2 separate regions of the Homo sapiens genome follow, and region 2 is linked to region 1. A link is a contact called in ENCODE Hi-C data. All regions are on one chromosome and are shown on one strand. Each heading gives the region's core, a stretch centred on a gene start or an enhancer-like site at or near the end of the contact. The rest is flanking DNA. Distances are from core to core; before and after follow the strand shown. Region 1 has its middle 100 kb from the start of CLSTN2. Region 2 has its middle 40 kb from the start of CLSTN2.

What was found. A loop is a pair of places that touch in the nucleus more often than their neighbours do. Pooled maps may share reads with other maps.
Region 2: a loop to region 1 is called in a map of Right ventricle myocardium inferior, with 2.3 times the contacts of the local background. The contact joins two enhancer-like sites. A Hi-C loop is called at or near these places in 1 of 168 maps with a recorded cell type or tissue (Right ventricle myocardium inferior) and 1 of 50 pooled maps.

The regions. Positions count from the first base shown.
Region 1 is chr3:139,832,765-139,838,412 of GRCh38, forward strand. No RefSeq gene overlaps it. Among named protein-coding and RNA genes, the nearest start is that of CLSTN2, 100 kb to the right of the region's middle. Within about 2 kb of position 3,232, at least 3 of the 41 ENCODE cell types and tissues checked have a DNase peak (open chromatin) inside an H3K27ac peak, as active enhancers do.
Region 2 is chr3:139,892,533-139,898,764 of GRCh38, forward strand. No RefSeq gene overlaps it. Among named protein-coding and RNA genes, the nearest start is that of CLSTN2, 40 kb to the right of the region's middle. Within about 2 kb of position 1,552, at least 6 of the 41 ENCODE cell types and tissues checked have a DNase peak (open chromatin) inside an H3K27ac peak, as active enhancers do.

The DNA.
Region 1 (5,648 bases), core at 1,982-4,481:
AACAGATTCCATTACTTTCTATTTTAAAAGGCCTTCAATAGTTTTGTATTATTTATTGGATAATGTCCAAACTCATTAGCATGGCCTATTGGGTCCTCTGCAATCTTGTCCCTGCTAACCTACCTCACTTGAAAACAGCCCAATTCCCTACCACTTCATGTTCTGATTGAACTCAGTAAATTCACTTTCCTTAGGAGCGTTTGTCACTGTTTTTACTCACACACTTCTCTGGAGGGTCCTTCTCCTTTCGAATTTTATTTCAAGCTCAGCTGATGTCACCCTTCAGAAGACTTTCCTGACTCTTCCAGTTAGAACTGGTGTTCTGTGTTAGCTGTTGTCTGTTGATACTCAATGGTCCTCCTGACGTTCTAAGCTTGTTCTTGTGTCACAGAGCCTGGAAGTCTGGAAAGCACATTGTCCAGATTCCTTTGCCGGCAGAACATGGAGTGATAGAAAACAGGGGCTGGGTTGAGGCAAGACAGGTAAAAGTTCCAGCTTAAATTCTTCAAATGACAGACTGGCGCATGAGATTTGCAAGGCAAAAGCAAATAACAAATCATTATTTCTTCCAGGAATGGCAGATAGATGCATGGAGAGATGGCAGTTTTTGATGTTTTTCTTTTTTTTCCCCACTTGCTGATTTCCTGAAAGCCAGCATCGGCTTTCCATTCCCATTGCTTCCCCAGCTCTCCCACCAGTTTTATGAGTTTTGAATTTCTTGAGATAAATTCCTCCCTCTTGAAATATGCAGAGTAGTTTGTATTTCCCTAACGGATATGTGTGCTTCCTACTTTCTCAGGCATAATTAGTGTTTGTGTATCCAGCATTTCATCCAGGAGCTGGCAGTTAATAAGTATTAAATACTGTTGTTACTAAGTTAAATTGAATTGAATTATACAAAGAAATAAAAATACCATGGGTCACTTACCCATCAAGGCTAGCCCCTGAGGCGAGGTGTTTCACTCATTTCATTGCACCCGTTTCTTCATCCTCCTTCTCTGTATGTGTAATGTCAGATCATGTATGGAATGAAATGCAACAAAAAGAAAAATCCTTTGAAGTATGACAGTCATGGGTTCAAATCCCACACCTGTTACTTATTATCTGTGTGATCTTGAGCAAGTTACTAATTTCTCTAAGCCTCTGTTTTCTAATCCATATAGTGAGAATCTTTATGCTTTACAGAGTACTTATGAGGATACTCAATAAACATTAGTTCCCTATCCTTTCCAGTGTAGAAGAAACATAGAATTTTTGAAATTTAAGTGGCCTTAGAGATTATTTGTGACCTTATCCCCTCATTTTACAAGGAAACAGAGGCCCAGGCAGGGAAAGTGATTGACACAAAATTACATAGTTATTGAGTGGTGAAGCCAGGACTAAGGTAAAGTCTTTTGACTGAAAGTGCAGTTCATTTTTATATTATAGATATAAATAATGATGCTGATGAAAATGAATATAATTTATAATTGCAGAAGGACAGAGACGTTTCCTCAGTCAAGGTCCCAAATGAAGAAAACATAGAGCAAAGGACCCTCTTTTCCCACAGATGTCCTGTGACTTAATATAGTGTGAGTGGGAAATAAGCACTTGCTTGGCTACTGGGATTTGAAGGCTTTTTGTTACTGCAACATAACGTAGCCTATCCTGATTGAAAGAGGATGTGAGCTGATTGGGAATCCATGGTGTTTGGCTGATGTGGGATATAGCAACTCACCCAAAGCCTGTATGAGATGCATGGTACTCAGAATTGCCAGAAATATCCATGTTCCACATGAGAATTGAGAACTAGAGTATGGGAAAGAGACACAGGCTCACTTGTCTCATATACATTTTTTTTTTTGGAGTCTGCATCTAGGACCTAGAAAGATTCTTATGGGTCAACCTGGGATCCTTGTGTCTGGTTCTTGGGCTCCTGAAACCACCTCCTTCCTTATTCTCTCAAACCAGCTTTGGATTGTTCCTTACATATGGTCTGAGCATCCCGGTATATTCAGGGTCCTAAATGTGGGGTTGTTCCTCAGAGAAGTGGCAGATTTTAATCCATGAGTGGACAAACAGGTATGAGAATTCTGGCTATATAATGTAAATATCATTTTCCCGGATTGATGTGTCAAAAGTAAGATGGAATTATTATGAATCCTATGGCTAAGAAGAGAATTAAAAGCTTTAGCTAGAAAGAGTCCATGATAAAAGCAATTAGGGAACCCCTCTTTGAAGATGAGATGGCTATACAAGGAGGTTAAAGACAGTCTGCATAGAGTTGAGAAGGGAAGATGAGAATAGCCCAAGAGAATGACTCAAGCATATGAAGGCAAATTCAAGGTGCAGCACTTATCTGAGTGGGAAGGCAGTCCCGGCACAGGTTTTGAAGAAATGTGTTAGAAAAACATGTGAAGCTTGGACTGGAAAAGAAGTAGCAGAGCCAGGTAGGAAAACCATCATAGCTGAATGAAGTCCAGGTTAGATGTTGGACTGGTTTGCTGAGTGTAAGCTCCAGGAAGGCAGGGACTTCTTTTTGATCACTGCTGTATCCCACTATCCAGGGCAGTTCCTAGCCCGTAGCAAGGCCTTTATAGATTGTTGGATGAACGGCTGTAGAGAAGATACCCCCTGGTGTTTTTCCTTTCTTCAGAGTGACAAAGGTAGGCAGGACATATTTGGAAAATGGAAACTTTTGCCTCTGACTCTGGCTTTCTCTCTTGCTATGGGAGACCATACCTGACAAATACAGTCGAAGGCTAGAAACACAAACATCTGGGTCTGAAACAAACAAATAAACAAACAAAAAATAAAAAAATAAAGCACCAGGATCTGGCAGAAAAAAAAAAAAGAGAATACTAGCCCTGCCCATGGTAGAGAAGGGAAGAGGCTGACTGAAGAGGCAGGTTATTCATTTTAAAACTGAGCCTGAAAGGAGCCAGAGAATGACAGACAGAGGGAAATGGAATGCGAGAGGCCTGTCCCACTGCCCCAGGAAAGGAGGTGGCAGGAAGAACAATTCAGAAGATGAGGAGAAGTGAGGTTTCAGAAGGGAGCCCAGGGCAGAAGAGATGGTCTTCTCTGGAAATGTGAACAGCAGCTTCAGTTCCCAGTGTTCATATAGCTGAGTCAAGAAAACTAAGAAGAAAAATGCCCTAATTGACAGGATTCATAGGGCCTGGACTGGAGGCAGAACAGCAGCCAACATGGCCAGGCCAGGAAACATTCAAGGCTGCAGGTAACAACTCCAGAAAAGAGAGTGTGAGAAGAGCCACATGTGTTTGGCTTGGGCAAACCCTGCTTGCAGGAGCAAAGGGCATGGGAGACCAAACACATGAAACAGCCCCAGGGGTGCCGGGAACATAGGCTCAGACGTGAAATGGGAATTAGGAGTTTTTATAAATTTGAAGGAGATGGAACCCCAAGTAAAATCTGGAGGCTCGGCTGCACCTGGGCAAATGCCAGTCTTATTGGCAACTGTAGTGAGTTTGAAATTCAGAATCTTTTCTATGTCTCACATTTGTTTTCTCCAACTCTTCTTTCCCAGATGTCACCAAGCATCTGCTACATCCCATGGCTGGCAACAGAAACATGGCTTCTGAGAACATAATGTTGCTCAGCTAAATTTGGTAGGTTTGGGGCTGGGGCTGCGATATTCTTGTGTACCCTATTGACTTTCATATCCCTTGCAAACCAGGACACATGAGGGCCTTGGGATTGGATAAGTCCGACCTCCTTGTTGCTTCAGGAGTCACACCCATTCTGGGTAGACACGCAGTGAGCAGCTGCTCCCAAAGGAGACACTCAGACTCCAGCAGGGAAGCTACCCTGGTTGAGACGAGGGAGACTCCAAGTCTCAGGGAGGAAAGGCCTTTCATTTCTTTGGATTTTGATTTGCAAAGGGAAGGGAGCTCTGGTTTTGAACTTTGATTTTCCTCCTAGAATTTAATAAAGGAGAGGGCTCCAGAAGGCTGAAGTTCAGGGTATTTTTAAGTTGCTGGTATTGTGCTCATTGGGGTATTTTTATGCTGTCATGTGATGTTTGTGGCACAGCTTCCTCTACTGAGCTATATTGGACAGTGTGGCTTGAAATTTGAGATGGAAAATACAATCAGGATAAATTTTTGGCCCAGGGTACAGTGAGGACTTGGAGTGATTTTACTGAATGCCTTGTTCTGATTATTTCAGAGGCTTCTGAAGGTAACAGCTGAACTGCCCCTCCCTCTAGCCCCTGGGTAGTGATGAGAGGCATGAGCGTATGTTGTGAGAGTAGAGTGCCTCTGCTGGCCTCCATCCTTGGAAGGACAGAGGTACCCTGGCTGGTCAGGCTTGGCAAGTTGACCCAATGAGATAAGTAGACAAAACCTGGGTGGAATCAGGGAAGAACCCTAATCCCACCTGATTTCTGTTTTCGCAGAGAAGAGCCTTCTCTTTCTCTGCTATCTGCTAACTTAATCCTTCTAAGGGCGGTGGAGTTGCTAACATTCAGGCCAGGTGTTGACCAGGAAGTGAAGCGAGATTATTAAGAGTACACTTACACACAGCAAGCTGCATCACAAGTGCCTCAGAATGCTTGAAAATGAGGTCCTATCTGGCACAGCTGCCCAGGGTTTGGTGAGTAGATGTATTTGTGCAGGGACAATTGTGCCCCTTTTGCCTTTATAGGATGCTTGGTGAGTGAAGCTGGGGCTAGCTTCTAGTTCCTGCTTGTCTCCTCAGGGGATGTTTTCAGCCCTGAATACTCTTTCTTGCTCTCCACTCAGCACTAGGTGAGGCCAAACTGCAAGGCCAAGCTCTGGACCTTTACTCTCTGTTCAGCTTCTTGGGGCCTATGGTCTTCAAGTTGGGAGAGGCAAATGAAGGAAAATCTCCTCCTTAGCCCAGCTTGTTCAGTGGTTCATGTGCATTAGGAGTTACTGTGTACCCATCTGGCCCGTGAGTAAAACATCATCAGGTCCCTTCTACTTAGCATCCCTTGTGATATCCTCTGTCTGCCAGAGTCTTAAAAGGCAGGAGGGGTAAGAGAAATAATAAATCAAACTTCGCCCCGATTTCTAATAACAATGGTAATTAATAATATTTATTTTTTATATAATAACAACATGAGGTCTTGTGGTATTTAAAAACTGTTTTTTTAAGGTGATTTTATGTCATGGCTGAAGATTTTACACTGTGGCTTCTGACAGAAATGAATGATGTGTAAACCCACATTTTGATCCATCAGAGGCTTCACTTTTGCCCTCCTAGAACACTATTGCCCTACCTAGGGCTTATGAAATCCTGTTTGTAAGAATTTAAGCCAGAATATTACTCTAATAATCAGGCCAAGCCTGCTTCATCCAGGTATTCACCTATGACATGATCAAAAAGTGTTCTTTAATTAAGTACTTTGTAAGGTGGACCAAAGAATACATTGAACATGACTGAGCCTCATCCACACACAAAGAGGAGAAAGAAATACTCGTTATAGTTCTATGCATAGACTGTAAGAGATACATAGTGGGTTCTGATCACCATTTCCAAGTCTTGCACAGAACTTTGCAGAACCAGTGTGTTAACCTGGGCTTGTCTTCCTGCAGCCTTACCTGTTCACATCTGTGGGTTCTCTGTGATCAAGAACTGCCTGCCCTGGGAAATCCATTTGTTTTCCTCCACTCAGTGCCAAA
Region 2 (6,232 bases), core at 302-2,801, 58 kb after region 1:
AGTACCCCATTTGTCAGGTATGCCTGATAACCTGGCACTGTTTTTCTCCTGGAGGTGTTTTCCAATTTGAAATACCAAACAGAGGCTGAAAAGATAAATAGAGCTTTAATTATCTCATGAGGATGGATGTGGTAGACAAAAATATGAAGTGGAGCCCAACATCAGAGAGAGGCCTGGTAAACACCAAGCTTTCAACTAGGACTTTTAAAAGTTTGCAGCTTAGTAATACAGAAGCCTACTTGTGAATTATCTCAAAACCTGTCTGAATTTAAGCAAACTGTGCCCTTCCTAAATGCCTGATACAAGAAGACTAAATTCTTTTTGGAGAAATATAGCATTATCCAGTACCTTAAATGATTTCTTCAATTGTTCATATGCAATATCTGGCCTGCAACAACAATTGACAAGCATAGAAAAAAGAAAAAAATAAAATGACTCATGATCAAGATTTTAAAAAATTGGCAATATAAAAGGTCTGTAGGATATCCAGTTATTGGAGGCTTTAAACTATGATTCAGATTTTAGAAAATAAAAAAGAAGATAATTATAGTTGAGAACTGAAAACTACATATAAACTATATATAAAATGCATCAAATGGAAAAATTAATTACTCAATGACCTTTTAGATGCAGAACCTAGAATATCAATGCTTAACTCAAAGGAATGAATCCATGAGGACAGCATTTCAGGTGGTGCTGGAGGGAGAACAGCTCAGTCTGCTTTTACAAGACAGGGTGGGTTTTGTGGCCAGGTCAGAGTTCTTCCAGGACTCCTAATACCACCATTTAGTTGGAGTGATAATGAATAGTAGATGTGCTTTTAGCAGAAGGGCAATAAATTGTTTGATGAAAGATTTACTCTCATCCCCCCCCAAGGAATCTCTTCTCTTAATGGTCCTGTCAATAGTGTCTTTCAGGGAAGACATACAGTAAGTGGCACTTTTATGGAAGCTGATTGCCGAGCTCAGCCCTAAGAGCTAGATTCTGAGAGCTAGCTGGGATTAACAAGAGATGCATTATTACAATCCAGGGGAAAATCTCCTATTTGAGTTGTGTAAATGCGTTATATTTCTATAGCACTTTACCTCTTATTTATTTTTTGATAATCTAGTACATTTCTTGGAGAAAATGGGATAAAATTGCAGCAAGATAAATTTATGCCTATAATAAGGATGAATTTCTTATTGTGATGGTCATTAGGTTTAGGAAAGGGATTTTGCAAGGCAGTTGTGAAATCTCTGTCTCCTGAGGCTCATGAGAACAGACTCAGACACATTGGCTTATCTGGGGGTGGGGAAACTGGCCAGTTTGGTTTTCATCTTTTCTGTAGCAAAAACAAAAAGGCTAGAGAACATTAACCCTAAAATCTTAGGGCCTACCCATTCTTCCTGCTGCTCCCAAGCCTGCTCAGTCCCATCAGGTTCTGGGATTTCCTCTCCCTGACCCGCACACCTACTTTCTATTCAAGGGCTACATTTTATCTTCATTGTTGTCCCCATTTGCCCCATGCTCCCTTCCCCACTTCTGTTTGGGAGCCACGGGTGATGTCATAGGGGACAGAAATGGGTTTGGGCTCAGACATCCAAACATTCATCCACATACACTGAAGGAGGGCTTGCCATGGGCTGGGCATTGTGTAGAGCACACTGGTTAGAGCAATGTTTTGCCTTCATTCTACCGTGGGAGACAAAAATAAACCAGCAAATAAAAATATGAATAACGTGCTGTCAGGTAGGGATAAGTGGTAGAAACAAAGCAGAGTAAGGCATTAAAAAATGACTGGGGCAGAAGATAGTGCATTAGAGGTAAGGCGGTCAGAAAGGCCTTTCTTAAGAGATAATATTGGAGCAGAGACCTGAGTGAAATAGTGCAGAAACCATGTGAAAATGGGGAGAAATACTAGTGCCAAGGCCCTGAGACTGGAATGTTCTCAGAGTGTTTAAGAAACAGAAAGGAGGTCAATATGGCTGAGCTGAAGGAGCCAGATGGAGCATGATCAGAGATGAGACTGGAAAGCTAGGCAGGGGCCAGGCCATATGGGGGCTTGTTGGACATGCAAGCATTTTGGATTTAATTCTCAGTGATGTGGGACTGAGACAGCTTTGAAAGATTTTGAGGTGGGAAGTGACATAATTTGATTTCTATTTCTAAGGGGCTGCTCTGGTTGCTGTGTGGAATAGATTGGTTGGGTATGGTGGGAGACAGGGGTCAGGGATGAGGCTATGGCAACAGGCCAGGTGAGAAGCGATATTGGCTTGGTCCAGGGCAGCAGCAGTCAAGTGATGACTCATTTTGATACTAAGTCTGAATTCTGGCACTGCCTCTTACAAACTGTGACCTTGGGCAAGTTGTTTAGTTTCTCTGAACTTCAATTTCTTCTTTTTAAAAAATTGAAGATGAATATATAATACTTTATGGCCATTTGGTGCACTGTGGGCCCTCACAAGGGTCTTCACAGCAAAACTTCTGTCTTCTAGATCATTGTCCTCCTTCCCCTGAAAGGGAGTTCCTACAACCAATTTTTAAGCCTTGGGTGCAGATTGTTGAGTTAGCCTCTTCAGTTTGTGGCTCATAATCATCGTTGGTCCATGCCTCTTTTGTTTTATTTACTTCCTTATTCTCCATTCTCTATTCCCATTTCCTTCTAGCTTCTGCCCTCAGTCAGTCATTCTAAAGTGTTTAATGTGTATCCTTCTATAAATGACATACTGTTGTTCTGTATACTTGTATTTTAAATTTACCTAAATGGTATTGTATCATATATATTTCATTATTTTTCTTATTTTACTGAGCTCTGTGTTTTCCAGATCCATCCTCATTGCCATGTACATAGTTGATTGGTTACTGCTAACTGTTATCTAGTACATACATTATGGTGAGCATCACAATTTAACTAGCTACTCTTCCAACCTCCTGCAACCTGAAAGTTCAACATCTGCATACTCGTGCCCCTTGAACCTGTGTGAGAATTACTTGGGGCATATGCCCCAGGAGCAGAGTAGCTGGGTCATAGGTATGTGTATACCTAACTTGATTAAGTACCACCAGACTGTTTTTCAGAATGGCTGTACCACATTCATCAGCAGCACAAGACAATTTCCATGCCCCTACTTTCCCTCCAGCATTTGGCATTATCCAGTTTTCCAATTTTACAAGACTAATAAGTTCTAAGCTCAGAACTTATTAGTTCTCTTTGTTATTTAATTAGCATTTCTCTGATTAAAAATGAGTTTGAGCATCTCTTCACATGTTTATTAGCCCTTTGAGTTTTTTTCTATAAAATGCTAAGTCATATCCTTTGAACATTTTAAATTCAGGGTTGCTATCTATTTTCCATTTGACTTGCAGAAGTTTCTTGTATATTATAAATAATACATTTTTTGTTGATATAAAATGCCACAAATATATTCTTCCATTCCGTCCATTCTGTCACCTATTAACACCTATTAACTCTTTCCATATATCTTACATTGAACTGAAAAATACAAAAATACTTTTGATATGATTAAATCCACCTGTTTTCTGCTATGTGTTTTGTGTTTTTGAAACTGCTTAGGAAGTGCTTTCCTACCTCTATGTCACAGTGATATTATGCTTTCTATATTTTATCCTAATCATTATAGACATTTATCTTACACATTTAGATCTTGTATCCATTTGGAATAAAATTATATCAAGTATCATTGGATACCTGATATTAAATATTAGGATATTGGAATAAAATGATATTAGGATCCTGCTTTATTTTTCTTGTGTTCCAGTTTTGCCAGCCCTGTTATTAAACAATATTTTCTTTGATTCACAGTGTCATTTTATCCTATAAGAAGCATGGTAATGGGTCTGTATTAGCCCTCTATTCTGTTCTTTTGGTTTGTATTTTGTTTGTAGAACAATATTAGACTGTTTTTATTACTGTGGCTTTATAGTATATTTTATTATCTGATAAAGCCTTCTTTATTCTTCTTAAGGTTGACTTATTTAACTATACATTTTTATTCTTCCATAGAAATTATTGAGGCACAACTTGCATACATCAAAGGTTATATATAATTTTCAGTGGGCGCAGTGGCTCATGCCTGTAATCCCAACACTTAGGAAGCCGAGGTGGGAGGATTGCTTGAACTCAAGAGTTTGAGGCCAACCTAGGCAACCTAGCAAGACTCTGTCTTGAAAAAAATGATATATATAATTTTCAAATTCTTAAGCTGAATACTTATGATCTTTCCATGTTTGTTATGTATAAGAGTATATCTCAATTTATATGGAAGAATAAAATTTTTTACTAAATTTTTAATTTTAAATGTTTGTGGGTTCATAGTAGGTGTATATATTTATGAGGTATATGAGATATTTTGATACAGGCATGTAATGTGTAGTAATCACAAGCACAGGTAACCAAAGCAAAAGTGGACAAATAGGATCACAACAACTTAAAAAAGCTTTTGCACAGCAAAGGAAACAATCAATAAAAAGAATAAAAATTTTTAATTAGCTGAGACAGTCTTAGGATGTAGAATATTTTTATCACCCCAGAAAATTTCCATGTGAACTTCTGTCAATCCCCCCCACACTATGATCATTTTGTTTACTACTACCATTGATTAGTTTTTCCTGAATAGAACCTCATGTAGATGGAATTAGACAGCCCATATTCTTTTAGATCTAGGTTTTATTTTTTAAGTTTCACCACTGTTATTGCAAGTATTTACATTTCATTCCTTTTTAGTGCTGAGTAGGTTTGTTTTTCCATTTACCTGTTGACAGACACTTGTAACCGCTCTGAATTTTTTGATGTTATATAAATGAACATTATAAACATTATTGTTGAACTCTTTTTGTGGTCACATGTTTCATTTGTCTTTGGTAAATACTTAGAATAAATATTGCTAGGTCTTAGGGTATAGACTTACATTTAACTTTATAAAACAATGCCAAACTAATTTTCAGAATCACTGTAGGCTAGGCATGGTAGCTCACACCTGTAATCCCAGCACTTTGGGAGGCCAAGGTGGTTGGAGCACCTGAGGTCGGGAGTTTGAGACAGCCTGGCCAGCACAGTGAGACACTGTCTCTATTAAAAATACAAAAATTAGCCGGGTGTGGTGGTGGGCACCTGTAATCCCAGGTACTTGGGAGGCTGAGGCAAGAGAATCACTTAAACTCAGAAGGCAGAGGTTGCAGTGAGTCAAGATCGTGCCATTGCACTCCAGCCTGGGTGACAGAGTGAGACTCTGTCTCAAAAAGCAAACAAGCAAAAAAAAAAAATCACTGTAGCAGTTTACATTTCACCAGCAATGTCTGAGAGTTGCAGTTGCTCCACATTCTCATCGACATTTGGTATTGTCAGTCTTTTAGATAAAAGCTATTCTAGTGGGTATGAAATGTATCTCGTTTTAATTTGCATTTCCCTGGTGACTAATGATGGTGAAAACTTTACCTGTGCTTATTGCGTAATCTTTCATGAAGTGACTCTTCAGTCTCTTCCCTATTTTTTCTTGGATTACTTATCTTTTCATTATTGACTTATAGACGTTCTCAGCACTCCCTCCTCACTTCAATGTGTTGAACACGAGTCTTTTGTCAAATAAATATATTGTGAATTTTTTTCCAATATATCTATTGGAAATTTAAAATTTTCCAATTTTCCATATTTTCCAATATGGCTTGCCTTTTCATTTTCTAAATGGTACCATTTTATCAGCAGAAAGTTTTAATTTTGTGGGAGCTTAATTTATCATTTTTATTTTATGGTTAGTTCTTTTTGAGTTATCATTAAGAAATCTTTACCTACCCATGGTCACAAAGACATTCTTGTATGTTTTATTTAAGAAAGTTTATGGTTCTAATATTTAAAGTTAGGTCTATAATCTCTCTGAAATTATTATTTTTTACATATGTTACTGAGCTAGATTTTAATTTTTTTTCCTCCACAGAGATATCAGTTGTTTAGCACATTCTGTTAAAAAGACTTTCCTTTCCTCACTGAATTACTTTGGTTCTTTGGTCAAAAATCTCTATATGTGTAGGCATATTTTGGGATTTTCTATTCTGTTTCATTGACCTACAGGTTTTTTTTAATGCTGATAACACATGGTCTTGATTACTGTAACTTTACAGTAGGTTTTGAAATCAGGTAGTGTAAGTCCTCCAACTTTGTTCTTATTTTTTCAGATTATTTTGAATATTCTAGATTCTTTACATTTCCATATACATTTTAGAATTAGACTTACCT